Linked DNA regions of Mus musculus: regions 1, 2 and 4 are each linked to region 3. Evidence: chromatin loops called from intact Hi-C (ENCODE). Cell type or tissue: left cerebral cortex. All regions are shown on one strand. Region 1 holds the start of Ddx17 (DEAD box helicase 17). Region 2 holds the start of Kcnj4 (potassium inwardly-rectifying channel, subfamily J, member 4). Region 3 holds the start of Dmc1 (DNA meiotic recombinase 1). Region 4 has its middle 6.6 kb from the start of Gm41359.

Evidence for each region. Hi-C counts contacts between places; a loop is a spot of excess contacts. Peaks named below come from ENCODE experiments on the same cell type or tissue, not always from the same donor. Only the 100,000 strongest peaks of a DNase experiment are listed, where the experiment ranks them.
Region 1: it touches region 3 in a loop (3-fold over the local background); 6 of 42 quality-filtered maps call a loop at or near these places.
Region 2: it touches region 3 in a loop (2.3-fold over the local background); 3 of 42 quality-filtered maps call a loop at or near these places.
Region 4: it touches region 3 in a loop (3-fold over the local background); 8 of 42 quality-filtered maps call a loop at or near these places.

Annotation. Positions count from the first base shown.
Region 1 is chr15:79,541,954-79,549,953 of GRCm38, reverse strand. Ddx17 (DEAD box helicase 17) reads left to right here and starts at 3,213. Exons shown (of 13, transcript NM_001040187.1): 1 at 3,213-3,759; 2 at 6,098-6,248; 3 at 7,368-7,467. The coding sequence starts at 3,710. In left cerebral cortex, no CTCF peak of the experiment used is centred here; DNase peaks (open chromatin) are centred at 3,217 and 3,832; H3K4me3 peaks cover 3,730 bases; H3K27ac peaks cover 1,882 bases.
Region 2 is chr15:79,500,596-79,508,595 of GRCm38, reverse strand. Kcnj4 (potassium inwardly-rectifying channel, subfamily J, member 4) reads left to right here and starts at 3,355. Exons shown (of 2, transcript NM_008427.5): 1 at 3,355-3,400. In left cerebral cortex, no CTCF peak of the experiment used is centred here; DNase peaks (open chromatin) are centred at 5,996, 6,348, 6,458, 7,435 and 8 more places; H3K4me3 peaks cover 5,763 bases; H3K27ac peaks cover 6,614 bases.
Region 3 is chr15:79,604,413-79,612,412 of GRCm38, reverse strand. It overlaps Dmc1 (DNA meiotic recombinase 1), which reads left to right and starts at 7,304. Exons shown (of 14, transcript NM_010059.3): 1 at 7,304-7,451. Fam227a (family with sequence similarity 227, member A) reads left to right here. Exons shown (of 18, transcript NM_029407.1): 18 at 1-2,837. In left cerebral cortex, a CTCF peak has its summit at 4,456; DNase peaks (open chromatin) are centred at 4,424, 5,455, 5,753, 6,021 and 1 more place; H3K27ac peaks cover 439 bases.
Region 4 is chr15:79,468,377-79,476,376 of GRCm38, reverse strand. No RefSeq gene overlaps it. Among named protein-coding and RNA genes, the nearest start is that of Gm41359, 6.6 kb to the right of the region's middle. In left cerebral cortex, CTCF peaks have their summits at 2,249 (motif pointing left) and 3,136 (motif pointing right); DNase peaks (open chromatin) are centred at 3,175, 3,499, 4,823, 5,073 and 2 more places.

The DNA of each region.
Region 1 (8,000 bases), 62 kb after region 3:
CCCAGCATCCCGTTAGGAGATCCCTATTGTTTTGTGGGATTAACCGATGAACTAAAATAATGAAAACTCTTAGCACATGCCTCGAACAGTGAGTGCACACAACAGCTGTTTCCTAGATTTAAAGAGGGAGGGGAGGTGGACTGAGCTAAGCACGTTTTCACTAATGCCAAGAGTTTGGTTTCCTTGGTCTCCGACCTCTTTATCGAGTGGAACTCTGTGTTTACAAAAATCCATAAGCTTTGGCACTTGCCAGACGGCTAGTTAGTTCAGAGTGAGCACTATTCTTCCAGAAGACCAGAGTTCAGTTTATAGCACCTACCCTCACAGCAGCTCACACCTGTAACTCCAGTCCTGGAGATCTGACTCCCTCACAAAGACTTGCATGCAGGCAAATGTCAATGCACATAAATTATAGACAGACTTTATCTGGGTGCTGACAGTGCACACTTAGAGGGGGTCGGCATCTCTGGCCTTCATTCTCTAGATGTCTCCCTCCTTTATGTCATGACAGTAAGAAGGCTGGTTACCCAGTTTTTCTTCTTAGGGGTACCGTCTCTGGTTAAAAAGAAGCAAATGCAGAAAAGATGTATTGAATGTGGTTAGATAGGAAAGAAGGGCACAGAAATTCAGTGTATCTTCTCAAAGTAGCCACACTGAATACATTTTCCTTTTTTTTTTTAAATGGGTTTTAATTGTTTTTTTTTTAAAGATTTATTTATTTATTTATTTATTTATTTATTATATGTAAGTACACTGTAGCTGACTTCAGACAATCCAGAAGAGGGCGTCAGATCTTGTTACAGATGGTTGTGAGCCACCATGTGGTTGCTAGGATTTGAACTCCAGACCTTCAGAAGAGCAGTCGGGTGCTCTTACCCACTGAGCCATCTCACCAGCCCACATTTTCCTTTTTAATGATTCATTTGTCCCTTTTGACTTCTTCGGGATGGGTGCCTGTCTTAGTTAGGGTTTTACTGTTGTGAACAGATTCCATGACCAAGGAAACTCTTATAAGGACAACATTTAATTGAGCTGGCTTACAGGTTCAGAGGTTCAGTCCATTATCATCAAGGCAGAGCATGGCAGCATCCAGGCAGCATGGTGCAGGGTGGGCTGAGAGTTCTACATCTCATCTGAAGGCCGCTAGGAGAATACTGACTTCCAGGCAGCTAGGGTGAGAGTCTTAAGCCCACGCCCAAACACAGTGACACACATACTCCAACAGGGCCATACTTCCTAATAGTGCCATTCCCTGTGCCAAGCATGTACAAACCATCACAGTGCCTAACTTGTCTTCTTAGGGTATAGACTGTTAACACCTCCATACATTATCCATTGTCTCCTAGGGAACACCAGGAACCACTCTTAACCTTTGGTTCTCCAACCACCAGCAAATCACTGGCTCCAGCCACACAACTGAACCATTTCTCTCAGCAGTAATAACCTGCACCAAGTCCCACCATTTCCTGCCTGGACTTCAGTACCCAGCCACGTCCAAAGGGTCTCACACTGTAGCTCTGTCTGTCTTACTATGTAGACCAGACTGGCCTAGAACTCAGAGAGACTAAAGAAAAGAGACAGTACACTGGGCCTTCACTAGATTAACTGTTCCTGCCTTAGCTGCCTCTCAGTTGATTCTCTGCACTGCAGTCAAAGGGGTCCTTCTTTATGCCGCTACTTTAAACCAGACATTTTCACCTTCAAGGAAACCAAGCTCTTTAAGTAGCTTCCATCTTCTTGGACTCAGGCTTTGCATAATTGATCTTCCCCCTTGGCAGCAAGGACCTTAGTTGAGACCTCAGCTCAAATGTCATTTGATAGATGGGGGATGCCTTCTGAGAGCACCCGATGTCATCCCGTTTCCTCAACTTGTCTCTAGCCCCTTTCTTGTTTTTGTTTCTTTGGTGTTTGTTGGTTGGTTTTTGAGAGAGGGTTTCTTTGTGTCACCCTGGCTATTCTGGAACTCACTTGGTAGACCAAGCTGGCGTTTAACTCAAGAGATTCACCCACGAGTGCTGGAATTAAAGTATGGCCTTCCCTTTAGTGTTTTTTTGCTGTTGTTCTTGGAGGTGCTGGGTGTTGAATCCAGGGCTTCAGTCACGGTCAGCAAGCACTGTTCCACAGCCTCAACACCATTTTCTTTTCCAAGTCAGCAAAAGTCTAACATACACATTTGTCATCTGTCTCCTCTCCGTCTCTAGAGAATAAAGCTCTGTGCCAAGGAACGTGTTGGATCCCCAGTGTCCCAGCAACTAGCACAATGCCTGGCTCTCCATGGCCGAAGTGACAAATGAACCGTTTCTCAAGACGCCTCTTTACTCTCCTGGCTTTCCTAACCTAAGCAACACTCAGGACATGAGACAAGACTAAGCCTCCAGTCTGCCGGCCTCCATTCTCCGCGGCGGTAGAAATGAGCCTAGAGGTCTCAAGGAACCCAGCAGTTCCACAATTTAGTAAAGCAACTATGTCCAAGTTTGTGTGGCTTGGCAGTGCGCAGGGATGGCGAGCCAAAGAAAGCAATCTAGGAGTTGGGTGGCACCGGCGGCCTAGCCCAGCCTGCCCTCCCCGGATAGGGTTTGCAAATCCTAGCCTGTCAAACCCACCGCTTCTGCAGTGGGGCACCCGGGTAAGGCACCCATTTTCATGGTGGCTAAGGTCCAAGGCGCCCACCTCAGAAAGGACTCTGGGAAGGTGTGGCCTCTGCGTCAACTACGGCCAGAGGAAAAGGTGCCAACCCTTTGTTCGGAAAATAGCACCTCAGTAAGAAACGCGGGAAACACAGGGTGTCTTTTGGCCCAGCCAGGCTGTTGGCCGCTGAAAGAGAGCGACACGACGCATCCAACATGGCTGCGGCGCCAGCGCGGCGAAAAGCGACGGGAAAGAAATGGCGCCGGGCTGTGTGGCCAGCTTGGGGCACACGGCGTTGGGACGTTGGAACCAAGAAAGCGGCCTCAAGACTCTCTGGGTTCTACTGCCCAGAGACCCGGAAGTCTGACTAAGGCTACGTGGAGTGCTACCATTATGTCTGCACAAGGCCGGCCTCAAGCGCCGGGTTGAGCTCGGAATGCCGGGAAAAGTCCATTCTCGAAACAGAATGCGCTACGAAGACTGCGCTGACCCGCAATAGTGGGCGGGCCAACGACGCCAACACTGTGACGTCGTGCCGACGGCTCGCCCCACCCCCAGCCAACGTTCTAGAGCTGGCGGTGCGAGAACCCTACGCCGGTTGCGCACATTGCCTTGTTTAAGGTGGGCCGACCAGGGCCCCCATCTCCGTCACCGACGTAAAGCGGTTCCGAGAATGTCCGTGGCGTCGCGCGGAGCCCTCCAGACGCTGTTTACGTAGCGTCTGGGCCGTGCGTAGCGTTAAGTTGGAGCGGTCTCCGCGGCCGCCGCCATTTTGTGCAGTTGCTGGGAAGGAAGGGAGACGCCTCAACCGTGGCACCGCCCGGTTTGAGCGGGACCAGACCTCCCGACTGTCCTAACAACCCCGATTCTCTGAGTTGTGCTCCCGTCTCCGACGAGAGAGGCGGCGACGGTGGCGTCTGCGACGGGAGACAGCGCGTCGGAGCGAGACAGCGCCGCGCCTGCCGCCGCCCCAACAGCGGAGGCGCCGCCGCCGCCATCGGTCATCACTAGACCCGAGCCGCAGGCCCTCCCGAGCTCGGTCATCCGTGCCCCGCTCCCAGATCTTTATCCGTTTGGGACCATGCGTGGAGGCGGCTTTGGGGATCGGGATCGTGACAGGGACCGTGGAGGGTAAGGGGGAGGTGCGGGCGGGGGGCGGGGTGGCCCGCAGAGCCCTGAGGCTCGCGCCGTACAATGGCGGCGGCGCGCAGGCCTCAGGCTTGGGCGGACGTCTCTGCGGACCGCGATCCTGGCTCGGAAGTGGCAGGCCAGCCTTGTCGCCTCTCTTGGCCCGCTCGCTGATCATTTGATCCCTGCAGGCCGGCCGCAGTGTCTGTCTGGGGGAGGATCCGGATGCTCAAGTTTTAATCTAGGAAAAGCTGCTTGAGATCGTTTCTTTTCCGCTATGTTAGCCATCCCTGTTAGAGAGGGACTGGAGTCGAAAAGGCCTTTTTTTGGTTTTAAACTAGGTTTTACTCCCTTTCTGTTATATTTTTGGTTAAGTGGAATCAGATTGGAATGGGAAGTGCTGGAGTTGCTTTCCAAAAGATCCAAATTGCGGGTGACTTTTTTTTTTTTTTTTTGAAACTAACAAAGCCTGTTGAAATCAAGAGAACTCCTTGAGGTGGCACACCCTGCACTAGAGACTGAGTCAGGCTTGGAGTTCAAAGCTAGCCTGGGCTACACAGATCAGAACAAGAGAACAGTTAGCAGAGTTCAAAGTGAGGGCAGTGGTAGAAAGAAAAAAAAATCAGAATAAGCCTTGTAAAGGAATCGTAATTGTAGAAGCTTTATTCTGTCCTAGGTCATTATTCAAGATCCAAGCAGTTTGGGATTATAAGCAAGCCCAGTGGAAATAACACATAGGAGCCACATTATTATCCTTATTAGACTTAGCCTTAAAATCTCCTAAAGATTGGGTTTTGGCCATTATTACAGATTGAAAACAAAAGAAAACTGGTTATTTCTAGAAGTGTTTTAGACTTGTATCAGTTGCTTCATTTGCAAGTGGAGTAAAGTAGTCAAATGAGAAGGCCTGGCTCACTGTAGTATTGCACTGAAAAGCCAGAGGCCTTTTAAAGGTCTTGGTGGGTCTACTCAGTTGAATGTTTTTCTTTCTAGTTGTGCTGGTTTAGCAGTGGTATTAATAAGTCACCCAAATTCTGCCTACTGAATGTAGATACCCAAAGAATTCCAGTAAAATTTCTGGCCATGATCACTGCAGGGTGGGTTTGTCTCAGGGCCATGAAGCTTAGTCTAACGGTTGTCCTGGAATGTGTCCTCAGTGTCCCCAAGTTCAGAAACACGGGTGTAGGCCACCACACCAGGTTCTAACAGAAGAGGGGATTACCTTGTGGGGTTCCTGCTACCTCTCCCAATATTGGCAGGTCTTGAAATGAAATTCTTTAAAATAACTTGAAATTTCTCCAATTTTCTAGTGGTTTACAGGAAATAAGGAAATGAGATCTTGCAGAGCATGGTGGCTCATGCCTTTAATCCCAGCACTCTGGAAACAGAAAGAGAGGCCTCCAGCACAGCCAAGGCTATATAAAAGAAACCCTGTCTCGAAAAACAAAAGAAAAAAGGAAATGAGATTTTTTTTTTTTTTACAGCCCTGTACTCTCATAGATTAAGACAAAGAGGGTATATTAGGATTGTAGTTTCTAATTTCTTGTATCTTAGGTTTGGCAAGTGGCCATATCTATATTGTTTAGCTTACCTGTTTGTTGTATCTAAAAGACAAGGCTTATTTAAATCTGAGGGGGGTTTGTTTTGACACAAGTCTCATAGACCAGACTGCCCTTGAACTCTGACCTTGCCCACAGCTTTCACGTGCTAGGACTACACGTTATTCAATACCATGTCTAGCTTTGAATCTTATTTAAAAAACAAAACAAATACCCATAACCTACATTGATGGGGTTTTTGTTTTGTTTTCTCCCTGTAACTAAATAGTATTATTTGACCCTGGTGTGGTGACTCACATTTATAATCCCAGTGTTTAGGAGGCTGAGGCAGGAGGATTTCATAAAGAAGGCTGGAGAGGAAAGGATTACAACTCTTTTATTCTGGCTCTTTCTTTAGAGTAAACTAAACACACTAGACCCTGATGTCCCAATAGTTTGCTTTATAGAGTAGCAGAGAAGTTTTTGCCCCCAGCATAAGTGGGGAAATTGGCTAAGAAGCTGTTGTAAATTTGAAGGACTTGCTTGAAGTACATTTTTTTCGATGTCCACAGTCTTGGTCTTGCAGTTTAAAAGAGTACCACTTCTCTGCAAGAGCAGAGACCGTTAGTTTTTATTGTATCCAGAATCTCTAGTGCCAATTAAAACTATACTTAGTATAAAGTCGGTATCACTAACTTTGTCAGAGAGCTAAAATAGGTGGGAAACTGAGGTGGGAGGAATGCTGTTCCTTTCCTGTCACATGAGATGGATATTAACAAATCTACATTTTCTGGTGTCTCTAGGTTTGGAGCAAGAGGTGGTAGTGGGCTTCCCCCTAAGAAGTTTGGTAATCCTGGGGAGCGGTTACGAAAAAAGAAGTGGGATTTGAGTGAACTCCCTAAATTTGAGAAGAATTTTTATGTTGAGCATCCAGAAGTAGCAAGACTGACTCCGGTAAGAAAGGGGGGAGGGGGGAGTGTTTAAATATAGGGTAATATTTCAAGTATTGTTTTATATTTGATTTTATATTATGGCAGATCTTTTTAATGTGTTGTGGGTTTGCTTGTTTTGTTTTTTTGTGGGGGTATTTCTTTGTTTGTTTTCTGAGACAGGGTTTCTCTTGTGTGTTCCTTTGATGTCCTGGAACTCGCTTTGTAGACCAGGCTGGCCTCCAGCTCAGAGATCACTCTGCATCTGTCTCCTGAGTACTAGGACTAAAGAATTGCATCACCATGCCTTGCCTCTGTGTCTTTTGTAGGATGGAATTATTGTATTTGTAGAATAGTCCACTGTAGATCCAGGCTGGTCTTGAACTTGCTGTCCTGCTACTTTAGCTCCAGGCTGCAGGGGTCTTTGGGCAGCCACACTTGGTCAAACCCTGAGCTTTGTCCATGAAGACAGGTGCTCAGCCACATGACGCAGGTTTTCTTTTAGCAGCTCTGCTCTCCAGCCTAGCACCACATGCATGTAAAGTTTACACTGCCATTCACCTACGCTTATAGAACTGACTTCATATTGTGTATTTGTGTGCTTTTAACCAAACCACCTGGTGCTGTATTCTACCCAAGAATATTACTTACCGCTGGGCGTGGTGGCGCACGCCTTTAATCCCAGCACTCAGGATGCAGAGGCAGGCGGATTTCTGAGTTCGAGGCCAGCCTGGTCTACAAAGCGCGAATTCCAGGACAGCCAGGGCTACACAGAGAAACCCTGTCTTGAAAAACCAAAAAAAAAAAAAAAAAAAAGAAAAGAAAAAGAATATTACTTACCCAGAAAAAATGATATAATAGAGCAATTTGGCCCAAGTTCTGTCTCAATAGGTAACCCTGGCTGGTCTGGAACCTGTTTTGTAGCCCAGGTTAGGTTTGAACTTGAGGTAGGTTATCCTTCTAGCTGCTGTGCAGGGTGACAAAGTACCACCTAGCCTGGCTAGGAATTACTCTTGAGGGTTTTCTCCTCTTAGTCGTGTGCATCACAAACTTGGATTCATGCAAAAAGCATTAGCCTATATCACTGCAATACTAAAGAGTCTAAATTGAGAATTCTTATTGTCTTCATTCTTCTCTCACACAGTATGAGGTTGATGAGCTACGGCGTAAGAAAGAGATTACAGTGAGAGGGGGAGATGTTTGTCCAAAACCTGTCTTTGCCTTCCATCATGCTAACTTTCCACGTAAGTGCTGTTTAATCCTGTATTACGTAAGGTGCATAAAGGTTTTGAAAGGCTTAGGATTTTGTCTAAAAGACAAATAGAAACTTTTATATAGAAAGATAGTAGCCAGTTGGTGGTGGCAGTACATACATGCCTTAGATCCCAGCACTCAGGAGGCAGAGGCAGGCAGATTTCCCGAGTTCCAGGACAGCTAGGGCTACACAGAGAACGGAGTCTTTTTTTTTTTTTTTTAAAGAAGAAGAAGAGGGAGAAAAAGATAGTAATTTAGATGGAGCCAGTCAGGTGGGTAAGAGTGTTTGAACTACTTGAGTTCAAATTTTGGAAACCAAATAAACATGAAAAAAAGGACATAGATGGATACTGGCACACAACCAAGATAATAAAGTCCAAAAAACTTATTATTTTGTTTCTATTTTTTAAGATAAAAGACTCACTATGTAGATCAGACTGTCCTGGAGCTCAAAGATCTACCTGCCTCTGCACCCCAAGTGCTAGGATTAAAGTTGTGTGCCACCACACCTGGCTTTGAATAG
Region 2 (8,000 bases), 100 kb after region 3:
GTGTTGGATGAAGGCTGGTCCACTTGCCTTCTCAAGCCTGTCCCATTACACATGAGGCCTCTGAAGTTGGTCCAGAGAAAATACGTAACTTACCAAAAGTTCACACAGGTTCTAACACCCAAGCTGCCATTCTCCTCCAGGACCTCTTACACACACACACACACACACACACACACACACTGCTAGGCTTCCTACCTCCCATCTCAAACAGGGCATGAGCTACTAGACATGGCCTGTGGCGAGGTCTTCCCAAAGCCTTCAGTCATTCTCAGAACACAATGTTCAAAGTGGGGATGTCTCTTATTCTCCTGCTTTGCCCAGGGAGAAACCAAGACCCAGCGTGAAGAGAATTCCCGGCCAGGGATGCTTGGCTGATTGTTGGTGGAAGAAGGACTCTATTTCCTGGTGTCCTTAGTCCTCACCTGGCTTGGAACTGCTTTCATAGCTCTCCTCACCTAGCTCCTGCCCTGATGCCTTCCAAGGCCTCAGCAATCACCCCACAGAGCATCCCAAGCGCAGCAAGGTGGCCCTATCCCTCCCTCAGACTTCTGCCTAGTGAGCTGGTGAGAGACAAGTAGCCTTGCAAGAGCAGTTGTGCTGGACCTAACGGGTCCTTGGTTCTGCACGCCCCTCCATCTTTCTGCTCTCTTTCTTCTGCATTCATCACCCCCAGGGAAGCCCCTGGCCTGTGGGGACAGCCAAAGATCACCTGCTGTCCCTTAATCCTGCTGATTTCAGTCCACACAGAGGTGCAGGGGATACTAGGCATCCGTCAACTGCTAAGTGAGCACTTAGTGTGCTGGAGGGCGAGAATGTATGCACGCGCGCGCGCGCGCGCACACACACACACACACACACACACACACACACACACACACACACACACACGCCGGGGAACATCAGTCCTGGCTGTCTGCCTTAGGGCACAGCAGGGTAAGAAGAACAGACACTGCACAGAGAAGGTCCAAAGTGCTCTGGAGGGCACCCGTGCGAGGAAGAGCCTGCTGCCAGCACCCACCTGCCTTCAGCAGCCTGTTGTGCACAGGGCGCCATTAGCGCTCACAGTTTGGGGCAAGTTAAACAGAACCTTACTCAAGGTCATGCTGTTTCTAAGTGCTTTTGAAGCCAGGTTGGTCTGATTTCCTAACTTTTAAAATAAGAACCATACTCATGCCTAACCCGAGGGTTGGGGATAGGTGGGCCCTGGGGTGCAGGCTGATTGAGCGAATAGGTGCTGGGCTTGGAGAAGAGTAGAAAGGCTCCGACTGTGAAGAAAGACCAAGGGCATTTCAGGCAGTGGGGAACAGAGCGTGCAGGCAGAGAGAGGTGTGAAGGCATCTGGTACGTTCTGGAATCCGTGGGAATCGGAGGACATGTGTGAATATACGGTGTGCGGGAGCCTGACAAGCGAACCGTCCTGAGGCGCTGAGTTGAGACAGATCCTTTGGCAAAGGGAGAACCTACAGAAAGATGGCTGTGTGGCCTGCGTAGCATTCACGAGTCTTGTCCCGGAAGGTCTGCTTGGCACAGGAAGCCAAAGAGATTGGAGACTCAATCAGTTCTCCATAAGTTTGTGTGCTTCCCTTCCCCCCCAGCCCCCCCCCCCAATCCCGAGAGATCTTCTCCCTCTGTGATCTGGGTCCAGTCTTCCACGGCCAGAGGCTCTCTGCTTGCAGGTCTTCTAGACTCCTATGGCCACAGAGAAGGGCTTTCCTCACCTGCTTCCTTAGAAGGCTAGGTGACAAACGCTCAGGAACGTGGCTGGCTCGGCAGGAACTGGGAGGTGCTTCCAAGAGTGTGGGACCCAGACCTGAGCTCTCTGGGGGATTGGGGGAGGAAGGTCTGGACCTTCTCTTATAGTGCTGGTGAGATGCCTCCATCTTTAAGAGGTTTGCTGCTCTGGCAGAGTACCCAAGTTCAGTTCCCAGCGCCCACATGTCACTTCACAGCTGCCTATAATTCTAGTTGCACGGAACCTGACAACTTCTTCTGGCTTTCACAGGCTCCTGCCCACATGTAGCACACATGCACGCACATGGGCATCTGTACATGCATGGTGCACATACGGACACACACAGGCATCTGCACACATAGACATAAATAAAAAAGGAAAGACAGATTAGTAAGATGAGAAGAAAACAGGGACTAGGGTTTGTTGACTTCCACTCCACTGGGTGGCCTTTTGCGAACTTTTGGACGTCTGTGGGTCCTCAGTTTCTCCTTTGTGAACTGAAGCCTTACTGATAGACTGTGCCACTATTAGGGTTCTTCCAAAAGAACGACCTCTGTCTCCTGAAGTGGGGGTGCTTAGGGCCCTTAGCTGCTAGAGCTTCGGGAGAGGATGCAGACCACCCAGGAGAGGGTCAGGGCCACCGGGACCCCCACAGGACTGGTTCCCACCTACCCTCCTCTGGGCTCGGAGAACCCTCCCCACCTGTCCCCAGGGGCCTCGCAAATCCGGGAGTGGATCCTCCTTGGAACGGATCCTCCAGTAGGAGTGCGGCGGGGCGAGGAGGAAAACCCGGGCAGGATCCGCGCGAGAACCGGACGGCGCAGCCTTCCCCCCCCCCCCCCCCCCGTCCCCGACCCCCGACTCCTGCTGGAGTCCTGGGTCCCGGGCGCTAGTGGCCTGCCCGCGTGGGTCAGACGCACCAGGAGGGCCGGGGTGGGGTCCGCCTGGGGCTGGCAGCCGGGGCGCGCTGCCTCCGCAGCGGGGCGCGGGTCACGTGTGAGGAGGGGCGAAAGTCTCCGAAGCGGGGCGCGTGCTGCGAGTTGGGAGTTCTCGGCGCGCCGCGGGCGGCGGGAGCTCAGGCTCCCGGGCGAGCCGGGGACGCGGCGGGGACCGGGTCCCAGACGGAGGGGGCGGCGGCGGGAGTGGGAGGGACGCAGACAGAGAAGGACACAGCCGGCCGAGGAGGCGGCGCGGGGCGAGGCTGAGCCCGGGCAGGGGCCGGAGCGCGGCGACCAGGTGCCACGGCCCCGCGGGAGGAGAGGCGGCACCGGGGCACAGCGGCGGGGACCTTGTGGCAGGCGCGAGGTGGCCACAGAGCCAGGAGACCCCAGAACTGAACAACGAGAGGGTCGTGGGGCTGTGGGTAACAGCGGGCAGTGGGGCGCCTTGGGCCCCTGGACCCCTCGACCCGAGCCCGGGCTCCACGATGCTGCCGCCCGGGCGGCGCCCAGCTCTTGACGCGGGGCAACGCTGAAAGTTACGCAGGGAGCGGCGCGGGACAGCGCGGAGACCCCGAGACCCACAGAGGCCGCCTGGGTCAGTGGCGACATCGCGGGCAGGCGGCGCCCGCGTCCCAAGCCCGGCGCCCCGGACTCCGCCCGCCGGACTGCGCCGGGGGATGTAGCGGACACTCGCCGCCCAGACCCTCCTCGGACCTTACGCCCCGGGGTAAGCTCGGGCTCGTCCATCGCGAGTACTCTTCGTCCGTCTGTCCGTCCCAATGTCTGTCTAGCTCAGAGAGTTGTTTGTCCTGCCGCTCTGGCCATACCCGTCCTGCACTTATCCATCAGACCCGATTCCTGAAGGGTCCCAGTGTGGACCTGTGACTTCCCCCAAGCTGGCGCGCTCCGTTTATTTGGCCATCAGAGCGTCTCCTGTGGGTTGTGGCTGGCAATAGAAGGGAGATGGATGACAGAGATTTGACCTCCTGCCCTGGCGACGGCCCTTCTCTGCCCCCGCCCACCTCCATGCCAGGAGCTGCGAGGCAGGTGACTTGCAGCAAGGTGGGAAGGGGGCGTCTCAGCTTCCCACCACCCACCTGCAGTCTCCGTGAATGGTTCGGAGTATGACAGAAATCTCCCTTCTGCTGTGTTAAGCACCTGCCTTGTGCCAGATAACCCCAGGGTAGGTGAGCCGGTAGTAGCTGAAGGAATGAGGTAACAGTAAATGGAGCATTTCGGGGATTAGAGTGGTGGAAACTAAGGCTGTAGAGAGAGGGGCAAAGATGCTTTTTCTTCTGCAAAGGGGAAACAGCAAAGAGTCATGCCGTGGGCTCTAAGCAAGGAGAACTTCACCACCACCTGCAGAATGCCCACTAACCAGGTCAGCCTACTACTGCCCCCCCCTCCCCCACAAACTATGCAAGGGGACTCAGACTTCAGGGCAGGGAGCTGTAGACCAGCTTGGCAGGCAGCAGTGCCCTCTAGGCACCACACAGGGTGGCTGGGCTGCCCTAACAGGGAGGGCCTCAAGAGGGGGAGAGCTCCAAGTAGTAGGCTGAAGGACCTAGGGACCAGACGAGGTGTCTAGCCCTGGACAGAGAAGGGCTGGATCCAGGGATCCAATATTCACTCCACCCCCACTCCCATCCATCCCTGCACCTTGCAGGACTGCTAGGAGTCCAGAGCCATGTGTAGCCTTGACTTGGCTTCTGAGGGGAGCAAGTGGAGAAACAGGACAGTTAGGGCAAGTGGAGCGGGAGGACTGAGCCTGGAACATTCTGCTCTGCCCTCCTATGGAAGAAGGGTCTCTTTCTGAAGTTTTCCATACTGGGCATCAAGGCTCGTATATCCCTTGGTCCAGGCTTCAGAAATGAGACCAGCTAGTTGAGACACTGGGCAAGTTATGCTCCTTGAGCCTCTGCCAGCACATCTGTGGAATGGGGACACCAGACCTGCCCCACTGACCTCCAATGCAGGGCCTTTGAGCTCTGTGAGCAGAAGACTCTTGGTAGGCTGAAGAGAGGGGTGGGCAGATGGGGGTGGGGGTAAGAACTCAGTTTACTTTGAGGGAAAATAAGTAGTTACCAGTGGCAAGAATATGGCTGGAAATGCAGACTGACAGTAATGGAGGTGTCTAGGCATAAGTGGGGGGACCTGGGACTTGGGCGCTGTACCTAATGTTACGCTTAAAGAAACATCTTCCTAGGGGAAAAAAAATAGAGGTGACTGGCCAGACAGAAATGTCCGCGGGCTCCCACTGGGGTGACCTTGGGCAGTTAGCTTGACTTCTCTGAGTCACAGTTTGTACCAGTGGAGAATGGGACTTCATGTCATTGTCACTGGCTTGCATACAGTGTCAGGGCCCTGGGAAAAGCTTGCAGAGCCAAACCATGCAGGTTCTAAAGAGACATTTGTGGATCGGAGGACAAAGTCACTCTAGGATGCTGTGGGAAGATTTTGGGGCTTAGGATGAGAGGGAGGGGGAGGAGGAACTGTGTGGGCTTACACAGGGCGGGCTGGTTCTTAATGTGGATCTGGGGGAGGCGGGGGCGAGTGCTGAGGGGGGTGTGAGGAGGAGGGGGCCCCCTCTGCGGGGACCACTGAGTCACGAGGACATGTAAGCGACATGACAACCAGCAACGTGGTAACCAGGAAACAAGCAATGGGAACGAAGCTGGAGCAGTGTGTCGTGGTGGGGGAGGGCAGACTGGCAGCACCCAGGCTTGGAGGGTCCGTGGTGGGTTAGGCTGGTCGGCCTGCAGGGGGTGCGGGCCAAATAGGCTGGGTAAGAACGGAAGTGTAAGAAGTGACAGGAAGCACCCAGGGGCTCAGCGGGGCAGGGGGCTTCTCTGGTCCCTCCCCGCTCTTCTTTTCCTCCACATCCCCACTCTTCATGCCTCTCCCCCTAGGATGCCAAATTTGGCTCACGCAATCTGTCGTCTCTCTTCTGAGATTGGCACGGGGATGGAAGCCGAGTGCATTACATCAGCGCCTGATCCCCCTGCACTGGGGGAGGGAGGGGAAGAACCGAAGACCGACCAGGCCAGGCTGGGATTGGAAGGGCAGCAGCCAGACTTCAACTTCCCTGCTTGTCTCCTGTTTGCTCTTCTTACCCTAATCTTAGATGTAGGGGGAGTTTGGGAAAGGCCATGACGAACTTAGAGGTGGGACCAGGACTCCAACTTTGGGGAGGTTCCATGACTTGGGCAGGAACCAGTCAAGCCCTGTTGCTGTCTCCCTGGCTAATTGGGACCAAAGAGTTCTCAGGACTTGGTGTGTCATTGCCTGGCCATGTGACCTTGGGCAGATTCCCCTTGCGTAGTAGAGTCTACATGTGTATAGTGAATGTTGGCCGCTTTGTAGTATTGGTGACTCCCCTGAGAGGAGCCACGTTGGCTCTCCAGGGCCCCGGGATGGATCCTGTGACCTTGAACAGCAACTTCTCTCCTTATGCCTCCATCTCCTCACCTGTGAAATGGGTATGTTCAAGGTCACTACCTGGACCCTGGACATGAGTTGTGCTACAGGAGTGAGGGGCGAGGGCAGGGATCTGGCTTCAAAGCCACCTATCGGAGTCCTATGGCCTTCCACATGATCGACAGAGATGGAGAACAGCCCAGCCTGGCCTTCACAGGACAGGTGGTGTGGGAGGATGGTTTCATGCACACGCAGAGGCTTTGCTCTTGTACCATTGATCTGATGCCGTCATTGTACAAGAGTGAAAACTGGGGCCCTCAGGGAGAAGTGGGTTCTGGGGCCACAGTGATGGCCTAGGAGCGGAGGAAGCAGAGCTCTAGCTCCTGGTTCTCAGCCCCCTCTTAGAAGCAGGCAGGCAAGCGATGTCTTCTTCTTTCTTTGGCCAGGCAGAACAGAAACCCTGAGAGGCTGGCTCTGGCATCGCCCCCTCCCCTTCCTCTCCTGCATCCCTTACCCATTGCTGCCATCAGTGACTTCACTTCTTATTCATTACTTGGTCTCCTTGGGGGGATTCCTCTAGAATTCCTTTGCAAACTAATCTGAGGCTGTCCCTGTGAGGGACAAGTTGAATTTAGGGTTAGCCTAAAACCTTACGGTCCATTCTAGAATATTCCATTCTAGAATATTCCTCTCCCTGGCTGAGTTTTAGGCAGGAGACAGTTTAGTTGCCCCCAACAACATGACACCCCCTCAGGGATCCTCTGGGGAAGAACTTATTTTTATAGACGGGAAGATGGGCTTAGTAACAAGGACTGAGTTGGCCAAGTTACCCAGAGTCAGCGAGATAGATGGCCTGTTATCCCAGGAGGCTGAGAAAGATGGGTACCGGAGGTTTGGTGAGAGAGTGAATACCCCTCTCCTAGGGCTGATCCGACTGAATCAGCCCTCCTGCTGGCGACTGTCACCTCATGGGTGACTGTGAATGGCATCTCCCTCCACCTTGGGAATCCTTGGGTCTTTGATATTTCCAAAGACGGTCTAGAAAGCCACATGTACCGCTCATCTGCCGCCCACCTGCCTGGCCAGGTATGAGGCTACAGGCTTCCGCAACTTCTTCATCCTCCCCGCAGTCCTCCAGTGTTGATGTACTGTCTCCATACTACAGTTGGAGACGTTGTATCCTAGAGAGACCGTGCTACCTGTCCAAGGTCACACGGCAAGCAAGTATGGAGGGACAGGGTTTGGGTTTAGACTGATCTGATTCCCGGGGGCCGTCTCTAGGGTTTCCCCAGAGTGGAAAATATTCCTCCCCTGGGCTGGGGTTTGGCAGGAGATGGTCTAGTCGCCCCCACAGCCTGACACCCCCTCAGGGATCCCTGGGGGGGCCCCCATTCTGGAGACAGACACAGACATGAACCACTGGGAAGAGCTCATTTTATAGATGGGAAGACTGAGCTGGCCCAAGGTGACCAAAGCATCAGCCAGGCATTCTCTAGCCCGGGGCTCTGTCCCCTGCACCAGTGAGTGAGGGGAAGGGGCCTTAAGTGGATGGTGCCACAACATGGGGATGCGGATTCAGAAATTGAGATGTTGATGGTTCCATGCTGGGACTTCCAGAAGAGTCTGGAATTCTGCCATTCCACGGAGCAGAGAAAGCAGGCATGGCAGGTCCTGTTTATAGTCTCTGGGCCTTGCCCCTAGATCATCTGCAGACATCAGCATTCACAGCCTCATGAGGTTTGGGGCTGTGGAGTGAGAGACCTGTGTGACAAGAGACCGTCTAGGAGACAATAACCATAGTCATAGTTCTGTGTGATCTTAGGTCAGTGAATTGCCCTCTCTGAGCTTGGTCTGCACAATGAGGTGATAAAGTCACAGAAAGAAAAATCTCTTTGCCTCCGAGTAACTGC
Region 3 (8,000 bases):
GATGCAGCCAGTGATGCATGGAGCCTCTCCCAGTCCACAGGAGAAAGAATATTAAAGTTCACACCTCCCACGGACCATTCAGGGCTCATCCATCAGACATTTATTTGATTTGTTCTTTCATTCACTTGATAATAACAACCCAGCCCAACACATCCTTATGAAACATAGCAAGACCCTGTCTCAAAAAACAAGCCAACACCACGTATCAGAAGGGAGCTGAGCTGCTAAGTCCCAGCTGTCTTTAGGCCCAGCATGCTGTAGTCAGGGGCAGGTGGATCTCTGAGTTCGAGGCTAGTCATTCCTACATGTTTGTTAACACATGTGGCACACACTTATTTGGGGCTTACTCATCTTTTCATCTATATTAAGTTAGATATTAACACTTAACATTTATTTACATGTGTTTGGTTTACTTTTTGGATTTTTTGTTTGTTTGTTTCGAGACAGGGTTTTTCTCTGTAGCCCTGGCTGTCCTGGAACTCACTTTATAGACCAGGCTGGCCTCGAACTCAGAAATCTGCTTGCCTCTGCCACCCAAATGCTAGGATTTAAGGTGCCACCACTGCCCAGCTTAATTTTTTTTTTATTTGCCTGTTTGCAGTACTAGATATTTGAATCTAGGGCCTTGCCTATGCTAGGAAACCATTCCTTTCTGTTTGAGGATCTTGCTGAGTTTTCCGGGATGCCCGTGTGAATCTCCTACCTTACTCACTGGGCCCAGCTGCCTCTACATGGTCTAGGGGTGCTCATAAAAGCAAAGTAAAGCTGGGCGTGGTAGGGCACACCTTTAATCCCAGCACTCGGGAGACAGAGGCAGGCGGATTTCTGAGTTCGAGGCCAGCCTGGTCTTTAAAGTGAGTTCCAGGACAACAGCCAGGACTACACAGAGAAACCCTGTCTCAAAAAAACGAAAAAAAAAAAAAAAAAAAAAAAGCAAAGTAAAGCAGTGGAAATGAGTTTGAGCCTACATATTTATATCCCTTTAGTCCTGCATCTCTTTGTATTAATTGTCTGAAGTATGTCACCCCTCTGAGCCTACAGGCTTTTCCAGAGCTGTAAAACAGCACACTTCTTTCCTGGGAATTGCTACAACCAAACATTTCCAGGAACCTTAGATTCCTTTCAAGGTCCCTGAAACTCTGCCTCCTGCCCCCTAAGCCAACTACAGCTATGGAACTCTACCCTAAGGGAACCTCAGGGAAGAAGGCAGGTAGAGGATGCTTCACTTGAATCTCTGGTGAGAGGGGAAACTCCTTAATAACAGACATCCTATGGAATACGGTGCATCCATTTTAAGCTATGTGGGAGGCACAGGAAGGGCAGAAGTAAGGTTAGGGGTGCGGGTGAGCAGCAGCATACTGGTTGAGTATGTCTTTTTGGTTTTGTTAATGTTTTCAATAAAAACCAACTGTTTCTATTTTGATTTTGGTTTTTAAAACTTGGATGATTTTTTTGTTTATTTGTTTCTTTTCTTCCCATTAATCTCCAGGAAGCCTTCATAGACACACATGAAAGAGTTTGTCAGAATGTCTCCCTGAAGTAATAAGCACAGAATTAGAAATCAGATACTAGGAAAGACCAGAAGACAGGCAGAGAGAGAGAGCTTGCAGCCCAAGGGCATGCTTTCCCAGTCTGCTGCCCTTCTACTGAATCCCAGCTCATGCACTGTCCCACATCAGCTTTTGCCCTCTTTATCTTGCCAGCCTAAATGCCATGCCTCCCCTCCCCCAAAACTAGATCAGGTGTCCCTGTGCATGTTCCCATACCACCCTGTATCTCTTTCTATGTTTTTGAGACTTATTTTTATTTGCATGTGTGTGTGTGTGTGTGTGTGTATTCATGTGTGTATAGATCAGAAGAGGGCAGCAGTTGTCCCAGTACCCACACTTGCCATAGACTGGACTCAGTCGGTCCCTCAACCCACGGGAAAATCAGGATCCCTGTACTCAAGTGGGCAAGGAGTCAGCAAAATGGCAAACAGACACTCACACAAGGGAGAGCTAGATCTGAGTGTAATTTCTCAAAGCGAGCATCAGACTTATATTACAGAAGAAAACAAGGAAGTTAGGTGATACATTAAGGTCATCCAAGGTACATTGAGGTTACCCAATGCAAAATGACTCTTTACACAAAACAGAGAAATGCATACACAAAATCTAACAGGAACCAGGCAGTGTTTACAACTGGGTTAAAAATCAGTGTTTATAGTTGGGATAAAAATCAGTGTTTACAACTGGGAAAAAATCAGCCCTATCTAAGGTCAGCTTATTCTTAGAAGCTAAGGGCAAGAGCTTTATGCTCTTGCCATAGTTCCAATTCTAGTCTATTGTATAATCCACTTTTTCCCTAGGCCATTGTAAATTCCTATATATGGGAGTGACTCAACTGTTATTCTAAGTATTTACTCTAGTTCCTTCTTAGACCACAACCCACTTTCTTCTTAGGCCACTGTAAACTCATGTATATGGGAGTGGCTTAGTTGTTATTTTAAGAATCTGTAGGGAACCTCCATTTAACAGAGGAGCCTACCAACTTTCTTTTAATATGTAATGTAGTCTGCCATACCTGACTAATGAGAATTCCAAGTTAATTTTGTAGAACTTGTCCTGAGATTTCTACTCTAATCCAGTAAACTACAATGCCTGCTTTCTCTTACTATCTCTCTATCAACACTGGAGGCTTTTCGTGTGAATGAGTAGCATTCTCATGAAATTCAAAGCTCAAGGTTGGCTCAATGATTGCCTAGGCTGTTGGAACACTGGTGGAGGCCAATCTAACTTTGCTATTTGTCAAATCATTCCTTGGAGGCACTTATTTAATAAAACAATACTGAAAGCAAGCACTCTAAATCCTACACCGACTATCGCAAGGACCTATCTGGGCCACATCTGTATGTTATGCTAAAGATGCTCCAGGAGACCAGTTTCTGTGAAACTTTGTGCTTCAGGACTGCAGCCAAGCTTTTGGACTTGTCATGCAAACTCCACTGGAGTGGGTGTGGCAGGGACTGAACTCACATCCTTGTGCACACCTATGATCCCAGCACTTGGGAGGCAGAGAAAGGAGGATCTCTGAGTTCAAGGTCAGCCTCAGTTACAGAGTGAGTTCCAGGACAGCCAGGGCTACACAGAGAAACCCTGCCTCAAAAAACAAAAATAAAAAGGGAAAGGTTAACACAGAGGGACACGGTTCTCTCTGTGTTTTTGGAAGTTCCAACTTCATCCTGTGAGAGGTCACACAACAGAACATGAGAAAAACATTTTTCTTTCATATGTTTGGACCACATTTGGCCACAGATTTCCACTTTCCAAATATACAATATTGTGGACATGGTACTGTAGACCTTTGATACAAGAATTCAGGAAGTAGAGGCCGGTAGATCTTTGTGATTTCCAGGAGAGCCAAGTCTACATAGTGAGACTCTGTCTCAAAAAGAAAGCAAGAAAGCAAGCAAGCAAACAAGCAAGCAAGCAAGCAAGCAAGCAAGCAAGCAAGAAAGAAAGAAAGAAAGAAAGAAAGAAAGAAAGAAAGAAAGAAAGAAGAAAGAAAGGGGAAAGAAAAAAGAGGAAGAAAAGAAAAACATAAAACACACTAGTGGAAGCAAATTATTAATTAAGGGGGTATACAGCCTGTGTGTGTGTGTGTATGTTTGTGCATGTGTATGTATGTCTAGACTGAATCTAAGAACAGAATGTTATCTAGAACAGTAATTCTCAACCTGTGTGTCAAGGCCCCTTTGGCAACAATTTATCTCCAAACATATTTACATTACAATTCATAACAGCAAAATTACAATTATGCAGTAGCAACAACATTTTCTGGCTGGGGGCACCACAGCCTGAGGCACTGGGCTAAAATGGGCACAGCATTAGGAAGGCTGAGAGCCACTGTTGCAGAGCATCTCAGCACCGGCTCACCAGTGCCTGCAGTAAGAGAACGGTTTTGGACAGCTTTTTTGTGTATGAGCACCCGGCCTCAGGGAAGACACGTTTCTAAATCTCTCGCCAAAGTGAATCACTGTTTGGTTTCTAAAAACTGCTTTATAGTCCTAAGTTCAAGATGAAACTATTTGTGGAAAATTATGCAAAGGGAGAGGCAGACTCAAGAGTTATGTCCCACAGCAGCGTTGCGACTGTCTGTGTTCTCTCACCTCAGCCCTCAATAGCACTGGTGCCTTGTCCTTGAATCTCTACCATGGCAGATCTAGTGCAGGAGTTGGCACACAGTTGGGAATCAATGCCCACTTTCTAAATGCAATCAATGTCTTAAGGAAAGATCTGTCTGGCAAATGATCTGGGTGGGGTTGCATGTGTGATGAAACTTTCTTAATTCTCTATCAAAGTAGTTCTCAAATTTGTGCCCTTGAAATTCCAAGGATATACATTCACAGACAGCTGGTGTGATAATTCCCCAGATCCCCAGTGGGACCAGGAGCCTAGATTTCGCTATAAGGTGGTTGTCCACAGAGGGGCAGTACAGTGCAGTGGTTTAAAACTCAGGTCCTTTGAACCCCAATGACTGTTTTACTAAGTCTTTAGAATATATGACTCCTCTCCCCAGTATATGAAAATTGGGTCATTCCTGAAGTCCCTCCGCAAAAAATAAGCCATATTATCTGGCAGTAACTAACACAAAAGTGGCTTACTATGTTTTCAATGTCTTAAATAGGAAAATAGCACTTGCCATGCAGAACTTCTTTTTCTATCTATCTATCTATCTATCTATCTATCTATCTATCTATCTATCTATCTATCTATCTATGTTTTTTGAGACAGGGGTTCTCTGTGTAGCCCTGGCTGTCCTGGAACTCACTCTGTAGACCAGGTGGCCTTGAACTCAGATATCTTCCTACCTCTTTCTGCCTCTCAAGTGCTGGGATTGATGTTTTTCTTTTTTAAATATAGTCTTATCAGGAGCTTGGAGAGGAGGCTCTTGTCCATGGTTGAGAGCACCTCCTCACTACCTGTAATTCTAGCTCTGGGGGATCTGATGCTCTCTTCTGGCCTGAAAGTTGCCAACACACGTGGTACACATGTATACATGCAGGCAAACGCACATACACATAATCTTATCAGTCTTCTATGGCTTTTGAATTTTGTGCTATGCTCTACGCTTGCAGGAGACCTAGATTCGATCCTTGGCCCCCACACAGTGGCTCACAGCCATCTGTCACTCTAGTTCTAGTGGATCTGACACCCTCTTCTGACCTTCACTGGCACCAGACACTCACATGATGTACGTACATGCAGGCAAAACATTCATACATAAGAAGTAAAACACAATAGATTAAAAGACATTCTTTTTTTTTTAATTTCTTTTTCTTTTTTAAAGATTTGTTTATTGTATGTATGTGAGTACACTGTCCTGTCATTGTCTTCAGACACACCAGAAGAGGGCATCAAATCCCATGACAGATGGTTGTGAGCCACCATGTGGTTGCAGGGAATTGAACTCAGGACGTTTAGGAAGAGTAGTTAGTGCTCTTAACCACTGAGTCAATTCTCCAGCCCCCTTAAGAATGTCTTGGGATCTGGATGCCCTCTTCTGGTATGTCTGAAGACAGCGACAGTGTACTCACATACATAAAATAAATAAATCTTAAAAAGAAAACATTCTTAAGTAAAAATAGATGGCCACATGTTTTCTTCTCAGGCTTTTCTTATGTTCGGTTTGATCCATCTAGAAGTTATTTTGGCGTAAGGTGTGAAGTTGGCTTCCAGTTTTATTTCCCTGCAGATGGCTACCCAGTCGCTCCAACACCATTCACTCATTTCCTTCGTCAACTTGAAACTGCCACTTCACAATACTCAGAATTGTTACAGAATTTTTTTTTCCTGATTGGACGAGAAGTTGCATTTTTTTTTCACTCCCTGTTTGTGGCTGTTTTTAAACGTTTAAAAAGTTGCACGGAACCATCGGTATGCTATCCTAACAAGCCTTTCTCTTCACTTCATGAATTTGTCATTACCGAGCTCATTTCAGTTTCTTCCTTTGAGTGTACTGCACACAACCTTCAAATATTATGAGCATTTCTTGCTCCCAGCTGTCACTACAGCAAACGACATATGTTAGATTTCCCTAAATCGTCTTGCTGCGCTCTTTGGTAGCTCTCCGGTATACTGTTGATGTCTTCTAGCGAGTTGCTCAAAAGTTACTGTATTTTCGGTGGATTCAGAAGGAGAGCCTGCCATCGCTATTGGGTTTCTTTTTTGGTTTTTCGAGACAGTGTTTCTGTGTAGCCCTGGCTGTCCTGGAACTCACTTTGTAGACCAGGCTGGCCTCAAACTCAGAAATCTGCCTGCCTCTGCCTCCCGAGTGCGCCACCACACTCGCCTTGGGTTCCTTTTCAAGTGAACAATTTCCATTCGAGAAGACGGGCAATGATTCTGTAAAGTAAGCATTTTGAAAAGCTATAGCCTTTTAAAAAACTATCCACGGGAGATAGGTCTGTCCTTCAAAATGTCAACTGTTTTGGAATTTATTCCATTTAAAAGGTTCAAAAAGAATATAGAGGTCGCCCGTATTGGTGGGTCATCTAAGACACTTAAAGCAACCTCTGCAGGTGGTCTTTCAAGTTTTTCATGACTCTGAACTGTCAGTTTCCATCTAAGGGGAAAAGGAAACAGTTTAGAGAGAGGCCTTGCTGGCATCATGGCTGGCCCGGGGTTTCTATAAACAGAACTAAAACCTCGTGTGTTTCTGTAGACCATTTAGAACCACGTTAGGGAGAAAAAAAAAATTACTCTCCATCCCAGAAGAGAGGACCGCAAATGCAGAGTCAGGAGAGAAGGGGGGATGGGAAGGCTGGGTTACCCAGCTAGGTATGAAAACCTTGGAGTGAAAGCGGCCCCAGGCAGGAGGAAAGGGACCCCCATGTTCGACCTCCTCACAGTCCAAGGTCGTCATCTCCTGTCCTTGTCAGCGGCCAAGGCTCTCCCCGTGACTCAGCAACTCCCTTCGCCCAAGGGATGCCCAGACTCTCTTCTCATACCCAAACCTCTCTCCTCAGAGTCCATGTTCCACCACTGCCCTCGCTAACCTCGGAGACCCGAAGACCCCCCACTCCCGCATCCTCCCAGCAGCCCTCACTAGGGCCCCTGCCCCACCCTCCGCTCTCCTTTGTGCTACATTTACCGATGACCCGCAGGGAGCCTTTCCTTGCCTGCTCAGGTTCTCTAGCTAACCTCGAGCCCCACCCCCACAACCTGAGCCCCGCCCACACACACTGGGCCCCGCCTACAGCCCGAGCCCCGCCTACAGCCCCAGGCCCCGCCCATCAAGGGGGCTTGCTCCCGCGGCCCTCATTTGGCGCCAAGCCCGGAGCTGTTCGACGACAGGGCGGGCTGCCGGCCTCCGCGTTCTGGGTCGGCGTTAGAATTCTGGACCGGACGGGAAAGCCGGAGCGGGTGTCGCCTTGAAAATTCTCGGGGAGGCTGTGGGTTCGAGTCGGGGTGAGTGGCGGAAAGAGGAAGCGCGGGAAAAATCTGAGGAAAACTCGACGCGTTGAGAAAGCTTTCCTCTCCGCGCCCTTTCTGTGGTAATTTTTTGGTCGCTTATTGGACTTGGCTTGGTGTCTGTCACCTTCCGCCCAGGCTCTGAGGCGTGGAGGGATTCCGAGACATGGCCAAACCTCCTGTAAATCAAGTCTGACCCAAGCCTTAAGGCCCCCTTCTTGCATTATGAGGGAACTAGGTCGGGCCTGGAAAATGGAGGCCTGGGGTGGGGGGCGACAGAGCCTCGCGCCAGGGCTCACGGGCCCCTGACCGCCTTCTCGTTGCCCCGCTGCTCGCCGCCAGGCCTCTGAGACCGAGACTGGGCACCAGCTTCTGATCCCAGGGTCGTGGTGGAAGTGATGCCAGCAGAGGCAGGCAGGGCCAGTAGATCTGACAGCCAAAGGAGAGGCGATTAGGCGATCGATCTGCGTTGTTCCTCAGGAAGAAGAGTCTGGTATTTAGAGAAATCATGCTAATAGTTAAGAGATGGGCAAGGTGATGCATGTC
Region 4 (8,000 bases), 140 kb after region 3:
CACAAGGAAACCCTATCTCAAAAACAAAACAAAGTAAGCGAGCAAACAAACACATAATACTTTGGGGGCTGGGGAGATAGCTCAGCAGTTAAGACCACTGACTGCTCTTCCGAAGGTCCTGAGTTCAAATCCCAGCAACCACATGGTGGCTCACAACCATCCTTAACGAGATCTGACACCCTCTTCTGGTCTAAAGACAGCTACAGTGTACTTACATATAATAATAAATAAATCTTTTGGTTTTTTGGGGGGGGGTGTTTCTGGGTGTTTGTTTGTTTGTTTTTGTTTTTTGAGACAGGGTTTCTCTGTGTAGCCCTGGCTGTCCTGGAACTCACTCTGTAGAGCAGGCTGGCCTCAAACTCAGAAATCCACCTGCCTCTGCCTCCCATGTGCTGGGATTAAAGGCATATGCCATCACGCTCAGCTAAATAAATCTTTAGCAAAGCAAAACACCAAAACAATACTTTGATTAACAGTAAGTAGGAGAGGAAAGGATTTCTTTCACCTTACAATTCTGGGCAATCGACTACCATCTCAGGAGGCCTGAACAACACTTAAGGCAGGAACCTGAGCCCAGGAACGGAAGCAGAGACTATGAAGATGCTGCTCACTGACTTGCACCTAGGCTCACTCAGCCACAACCTGCCTAGGGATGACACCGCCCACAGTGGGCTAGAGTTTCCCATGGCAACCATTAATCAAGAAAGTGCCCCCACGACCAAGCTGATGAAGCTTTCTGTTTCTGGGTGACTCCAGTATGTGTCAAGTTTACAAGACTAATCAGCACACCTGGGTTTAATTCCCAGTGCCCTCCCCACTGCAGCATCAGATCCTATCTGCTCCTAAAGTTGGTCAGGTGTCCGATTTCTTTAAAGGACACATGTTCATACAAAGCACAAAGAACATAGCTTCAACAAACAAATCTCAAGGAAAATAAGAGGTGGAGGGGGGACCGTGGGGCTGGAGGGGACTTGGTTATCTTCTCATTGTCCTCACTCATCCCCACCCTCTTGTGTCCCTTCCTCCTACTAATAAGTCCCCGTCTTACCTTAATGTCTGTATGTGCTCCACCTCATTTAACCAGGCTGCTTGCTTGGTGCTGTTTATTTACCTGAGAAAGGCAGTGGTTTCACCATGCTGGGATACTATGTAGTTGGTGGAACATGATGATGATGACCCATCATAGCCTCTGGGCTTCTTCTACATTCCAAAGTGAACAGAGGTTACTAAAAGATGACATCAGGGGATGGAGAGATGGCTCAGCAGTTAAGAGCACTGACTGCTCTTCTGAAGGTCCTGAGTTCAATTCCCAGCAATCACATGGTGGCTCACAACCATCTGTAATGGGATCTGATGTCCTCTTGTGCTGTGTCTGAAGACATCTACAGTGTACTCATATACATAAAATAAATAAATCTTTTTTTTTTTTAAAGATGACATCAGATGTGGCTAGGGGATTCTCCTAGATGGTGGTGGAGGAATTTGGTTTTCTGTTGTTGTTGTTTGTTTGTCTGTGTGTGTTATTTTAAAGAAGGGTCTTGCTGAGTGTGGTTAGCACACTTTTAATCCCAGCACACCAGGAGGCAGAGGCAGGCAGATTATTGTGAGTTCGAAGCCAGCCTGGTCTACATAGTGAGTTCCAGGCCAACCACAGATAATAGTGTGACCCCTATCTTCAAAAATAAATAAAAATCTACTTCTTGAGGCTAATACTCAAATATTTAGAGTTGGTCGACATGACATGAGATTTTCTTGAAGTCGGTATGGGAGCTAAAGGTATCGGGTCTAAGTTGCAGAGTAACTTGGGGCTCAATCCACACTGTTCTCTTTTGTATATGCTTGAAATTTTCTAAGATAAAAAAATATTTTTAAATAAGAAACTGAGTCACCTCTTAGTAAGGCCACCTGGCAACTTGGAAGTGATTTGACTCAGACAAGGAGAGGAGGCGGCAATGAATTGCCCTGCTTTGTTTGGAGAAAGATCAAAAGAATTGTCATTATCATGATGTCAGATGAACTAGACTTCAAGGCAAAGGCATTTTTAGAATACATTAAGGAAGACAACACCAGGAAGATATAACAATTCTAAACTCTTACACACTTCCTAACATTAGCATGGGGACGGGGAGATGGCCCAGGGCTGAAGACTGTGCGCACCCTCTTTGTAGAAGACTGGTGTGCAGTTTCCAGCATTCACGTTGGACAGCTCACGGGTACCTTTAACAGTCAAGGGATCTGACGCCCCCTTTTGGCCTCTATGGAAACTGCATACATGACATTAAAAGTAAAATCTCATATATATATATATATATATATAAACAAGGCGACATAAACAAACCCAGCACAAATTACAGATTTTCATTACAGCCTTTCAGTGACTGACAGATGAAAAATATGAAAAAAAATCACTAAGGATATAGAAGATATCAACAAACCAGAAACTCATTAGTAATCAGGGAAATGCAAATCAGGGCCACAGTGAGTTAGAATCTTACTCCCACTAGCTTGGCAGGAATCATGAAGTTGAGGAGCGCCAGATTTGGTGAGGATGTAGAACCTCGGGGATGCTCCTCCACTCTGGGCGGGAGTGTAGGCTGCTTCATCCTCCCTTGGAAAATAGTTCAGTCTTGCCTAATAAAGTTGAACATGTTGCACGCATGCTAATTTAGCAACTCTCGTCGCAAATTTATTATTTAGGGAAATATATTCTATGGTCCATCTGTAAGGAAAAAGTCACAGGAGGGGGGAGGGGGGAGGAGGCACTTCTGCAGAGGGCCTCAGGGGTGTGCTCACAAGATTGGAATTTCAGGAGCCATGGGCACATAGGTGAGTATCTTTATTCTTTTTTATATTTTATTTTATTTTATTTTATTTTATTTTATTTTATTTTATTTTATTTTGAGACAGGGTTTTTCTGTATAGCCCTGGCTGTCCTGGAACTCACTTTGTAGACCAGGCTGGCCTCGAACTCAGAAATCCGCCTGCATCTGCCTCCCAAGTGCTGAGATTAAAGGCGTGCACCACCACACCTGGCTTTCTTTTTCTTTTTCTTAAAAAAATTACTTTTATTATATTGTTTTTTATGTATATGGGGGTGGGTAACGTGCACATGTATGCAGTACCCACAGAGGCCAGAAGAGGGCATCAGATAGCCCTGGGCTGGAATCACAGGCAGTTGTGAGCTGCCTGCTGTGGGTGCTGGGAACTGAGCCTGGGTTCTATGAAAGAGACACGTGGTCTTAGTGCTGAGCAGTCTCTCCAGTCCCTGCATTTTCTTCATGTGTCTTTGCATGTATATCTTATTATAAAATGCTGTGTTTATATATACTTGTATACATCACATGTATATAAACATGCAAATATGGTGTGGTAGGAGACCCAGGACTGAACAGTGGTTCATCCTAGAGAGTGTGGCTGGGGGAGAATGGGGAAGAGAAGGGAGTCTATTTTTCCCCCCAGCTATTTCAGGGCTGGAATATTTTTACTTAAGTGTGAATGACTTGGTAATTTTAGACCTAATTAAATCAAGTAGAGCAAAACAAATCCAAATGACATTGACTCGGGGCTGGAAATGCAGCTCGGTGGTAGACTGCTTGCTTCACATACACAAGGCCTTAGGTTCAATTCCAGCAGTCCAAAACACACGAGCCAAATGAGTAAGACGGGGTGAGGGTGGGGGTAGCTGCTGGGAGATGGCTCAGTCAGCAAAGGACCTGGCAGGCAAGCAAAGGACCTGAGTTCAGATCCTACAACACATATAAAGACGTTGGCAAGTCCGTAACCCCAAAGCTGGGATGAAGCAGAAACAGTGTCCGAAGCTCAGACTGAGAGACCCTGTCTCAACAAAAACATCAAAACTAAAGCAAGAAGGCAGTTGAGGGAAAATAGCTGGTGTTGGTCTTCATATATGTGTGTGTGTGTGTGTGTGTGTGTGTGTGTGTGTGTGTGTGTGTGTGCATGTGTGCATGTGCACATGTACACACACGCACTCGCTCACACACACACAAACAGGCACACATGTACACGTGCAAACACTCATGCACACACACACACATATTCACACACACATGCAAAGACACACACAAACACACACACACACACACACCATATACCGCATGCATAAATCAATAAAAAAATCATAATTAAAACAAGATGGCTCAGCAGGTAAAAAACATCTGGTGCCATGTCTGACAATGTGAGTTTGATTCCAAGCAGATTGTATGGTGGAAGGAAAGAACTGAACCCCAAAGATTGTCTTCTGACCTGTGACACACGTGAGCACCCCAAAGGGAAATAAGTTGATTCTAGAAAAAAGACGAACAGAATGAGGGGTGCCGTCAGAACCCAGTTTCTGGAGATGGCTAAAGTGACCATCACAAGCCTGCTTTCGGATCCTCCAGAATGAAGCTAATGTGCCCTGGCCTCATCGGTCCCTACCAGCCAAGGTGGATGACGTGAGCAAACGCAGCAAGGTGGGAGGAGCGTTCAGGCAGTTCAAAGGAGGGCTAAAGACACTTGGCTGGGGGCAGGAGAGGCTTCAGAGAAGGTGATATCTGTGCTGGGCCTTAGGGAGCCAGGAGGATGTAGAATGCAGATGACATTGCACTGGGATCTTTAGGGTGAGGGGAGTTTGTCCAGAGCAGCCAGGTCTTGGGGAGGAGAGAAGAGGGAAGTGTTCCTTAGGGTGGCAGAAGTATGGATAAAGGATAATACAGGCTTTATTTGGAACTAGGGAAGTCATGCAAATATATGCAAAAATCATGCAAATGAGCCTGGCTGAATGGCCGGTAGGAAGAGGACCCAGCTGGTGATTTTGTTCCTCAAGTGTAGTCCAGAGCCACCTGTGACAAGCATCACCTGGAGAGCCCAATCCTGGTTGCCTGCCACCCCCAGACCTGCTGGGGCTGCAGCCCGTGTTTAAGGGAGCTCGCCAGGTGAGTGTTTATTTCCGCATCCATTTATTAAACATGCACATGGAAATGCATTATAATTATAACACATTAGGATCTACGCACATTACAATATATAATATAAACATTCAAACAGAAAAGCAAGCCTTCCTCCTCTGCATTCTCCGCCCCCGGGCCTCAGAGGCAACAACCAGTCCCAGTTCCAGAAGGTGTGTCCTTCTGGAAGCCGCTCTGCAGGCTCCCACGGAATCCAGCCTCTGGTCCCCGAAACCCACAGCTTCTCAGGAGTGTTAGAGCGAAGCCTCTGTGTCACTCTGAAGCCAAACTGTTACTCATTTGTGTCTTTGACCATTCATTCAGAATTTCTCAGGGGCTTGCGGACTGGCACACTTTTCTTGGGCAAGAAAGCTAGGGGTCCTGTTCCCGGGGAGTCCAGGTGGAGAGGGAGCCAAGTGAATACTTGCATAGGTAATGCCTGCTGATGGTTATAGCCCTGCAGCCCAGGTGCCCCAGCTCGGCTCGGCTGGGCTCGGCTGGGCTCGGCTCGGCTCAGCTCGGTTCGGTTCGGTTCGGTTCGGCTGGGCTAGGCTCTCACTCCACCTCCGGGAGTGTGGAGGTTTGAATGAGATGTCTCTTGTGGTCTCCAGCATTTGATACTTAGTTTCCAGTCGGTGCTGCTGTTAGGGGAGGCTTAGGAGGCGTGGCCATGTCAGAGGACGTCCTACATCACTTCCTGACTTTGAGAGTTTAAAAGACCCGCTACAGTGCCTAGTTTGCTCTCTGCTTGTTCAAGATGTGAGCGCCTAGCTTTCTGCTCCAGCCATGATGCCTGCCTGCTGCTGAGGTCCCACAGGTGACGGTGATGGTCTTTTCTCCTGCTGGACTCCTGGGCCCAGATACACCCTTCCTTCTCTAAGGTGTCTTTGGTCTCAGTCATGGTGTTTTATCGCAGCAAAAGAAGCAGAATTAATAAGATGGATAGTATCCCTATCTCCCGGGTCAGTTCTGCTGCGGGGCAAGATCTGCAGTCCACTACTGCAGAGTAGACTCTGCCGTCAGTCAATGCTCATTTCCTTCTTCAAGAGAAACAAGCCTTGGCTTCGGGCAGCGGCCATGGGGGTAGGGTGGGGTGGTGAGTTTGGCTCCAGTCAAAATGGAAAGAGAGAGGGAAGTTTCCTGACCATATGCCACTGAGTCGGGGATTCCCATGCTTTAAAGAGTCTAATCTGGGGCCTGGAGTGATGGCTCAGCAGTTAAGAGCACTGACTGCTGCTCTTCCAGAGGTTCTGAGTTCAAATCCCAGCAACCATATGGTGGCTCACAACCATCTGTAATGGAATCTGATGCCCTCTTCTGGTGTGCCTGAAGACAACTACAGTGTACTCATATAAATAAAAATAAATAAATCTCGGAGGAGGAGGAGGAGGAGGAGGAGGAGGAGGAGGAGGAGAAGGAGGAGGAGGAGGAGAAGGAGAAGGAGAAGGAGAAGGAGAAGGAGAAGGAGAAGGAGAAGGAGAAGGAGAAGGAGAAGGAGAAGGAGAAGGAGAAGGAGAAGGAGAAGGAGAAGGAGAAGGAGAAGAAGAAGAAGTGCTTATGCTGGGGACAGCTCTGTTCCCAAGACCCCTTCAGGTCTCTCATAACCACCCATAACTCCAATCCGACGCCCTCTTGTGGCCTCCGAGAGTATTTGCTTTCACGTGCACATATATACGATTAAAAACAAATAACTCTTTCAATAAAAGTCTAATTTTCCTGAACCAGGGCAAGACTACAGCTTGGTTTATAGAGTGTTTGTCCAGCACACCAGAAGCCAGATGAAGCAGTGCATACTTACAGTTGCTATGCTTAGAAGGGGTACCTGGAGGCACCAAGGTTCAAGGTCATTCTCTACTATATAAAAGGTTGTGATCAGCCTTCAACACATGAAATCCTGTCTCTAGAAGCAGGGCGTGGGGAGGAGGCTGGAGAGGTGGCTGGACTTACTGTTCTTGCACAGAACAAGAGTAGAGTTTGGTTCCAAGTGCCCATGTCAGGCAGTTCACAACTGCCAGTCACTGCAGCTCCAGGATGCCTGGTGCCATCTTCTGGCCTTGTGGGTACCTGCACACATGTGTGCATAACGCATGCATACACACAGACATAAATAACATAAATAAAATATCTTTTAAAAAATAAAAGCCTACTGCCAGATGTAATGGTGTGTGTCTTCAATCTCAGGAGTCAGGGGGCAGAGGAAGAGGGAGAGGCAGAGGCAGGCAGATCTCTGTGAGTTCAAGGCCAGCCTGGTTTACATGGTGTCTTAGTTAGGGTTTTACTGCTGTGAACAGACACTATGACCAAGGCAAGTCTTATAAAGGACAACATTTAATTGGGGCTGGCTTACAGGTTCAGAGGTTCAGTCCATTATCATCAAGGTGGGAGCATGGCAGCATCCAGGCAGGCATGGCACAGGAGGAGCTGAGAGTTCTATGTCTTCATCCAAAGGCTGCTAGTGGAAGACTGACTTTCAGGCAATTAGGGTGAGGATCTTATACCCACACCCACAGTGACACACCCATTCCAACCAGGTCACACCTATTCCAACAAGGCCACACCTTCAGATGGTGCCACTCCCTGGTCCAAGGATATACAAACCATCACACATGGTAAGCTCTGGGATATCCAGGGCTATATACAGAGAGATCCTATCTCAAAAAAAAAAAAAAAGGAAATTAAGTAATTAGTTAATTATTTAAAACTCCACCATAAAAATTCTAATTATTCCAACCCAAGGATTGGGAATGTGGCTCAACATTGGCTAGCATGCAAAAAGTTCCAGTATAGCACAGACAAACTTAGATACCCCTCCCAAACAACCAAAAACAACAACTTTTTATTGATTCTTTGTGAATTTCACATCATGTACCCCAATTCCACCCATCTCCCTGCCCCTTCATACTTGCAACCCACCCCCCCAAAAAAGAAAAAAAAAACTCATTGAAGAACCTGTAGTGTGTCCCACAGTCTACCCTTTTGTCCACCCTTCCTTGCTTGCAAATGTTCATTGCAATGGCTCCTTGATGTGGTTTGAGGCCTCTGGCTTCTGCTACT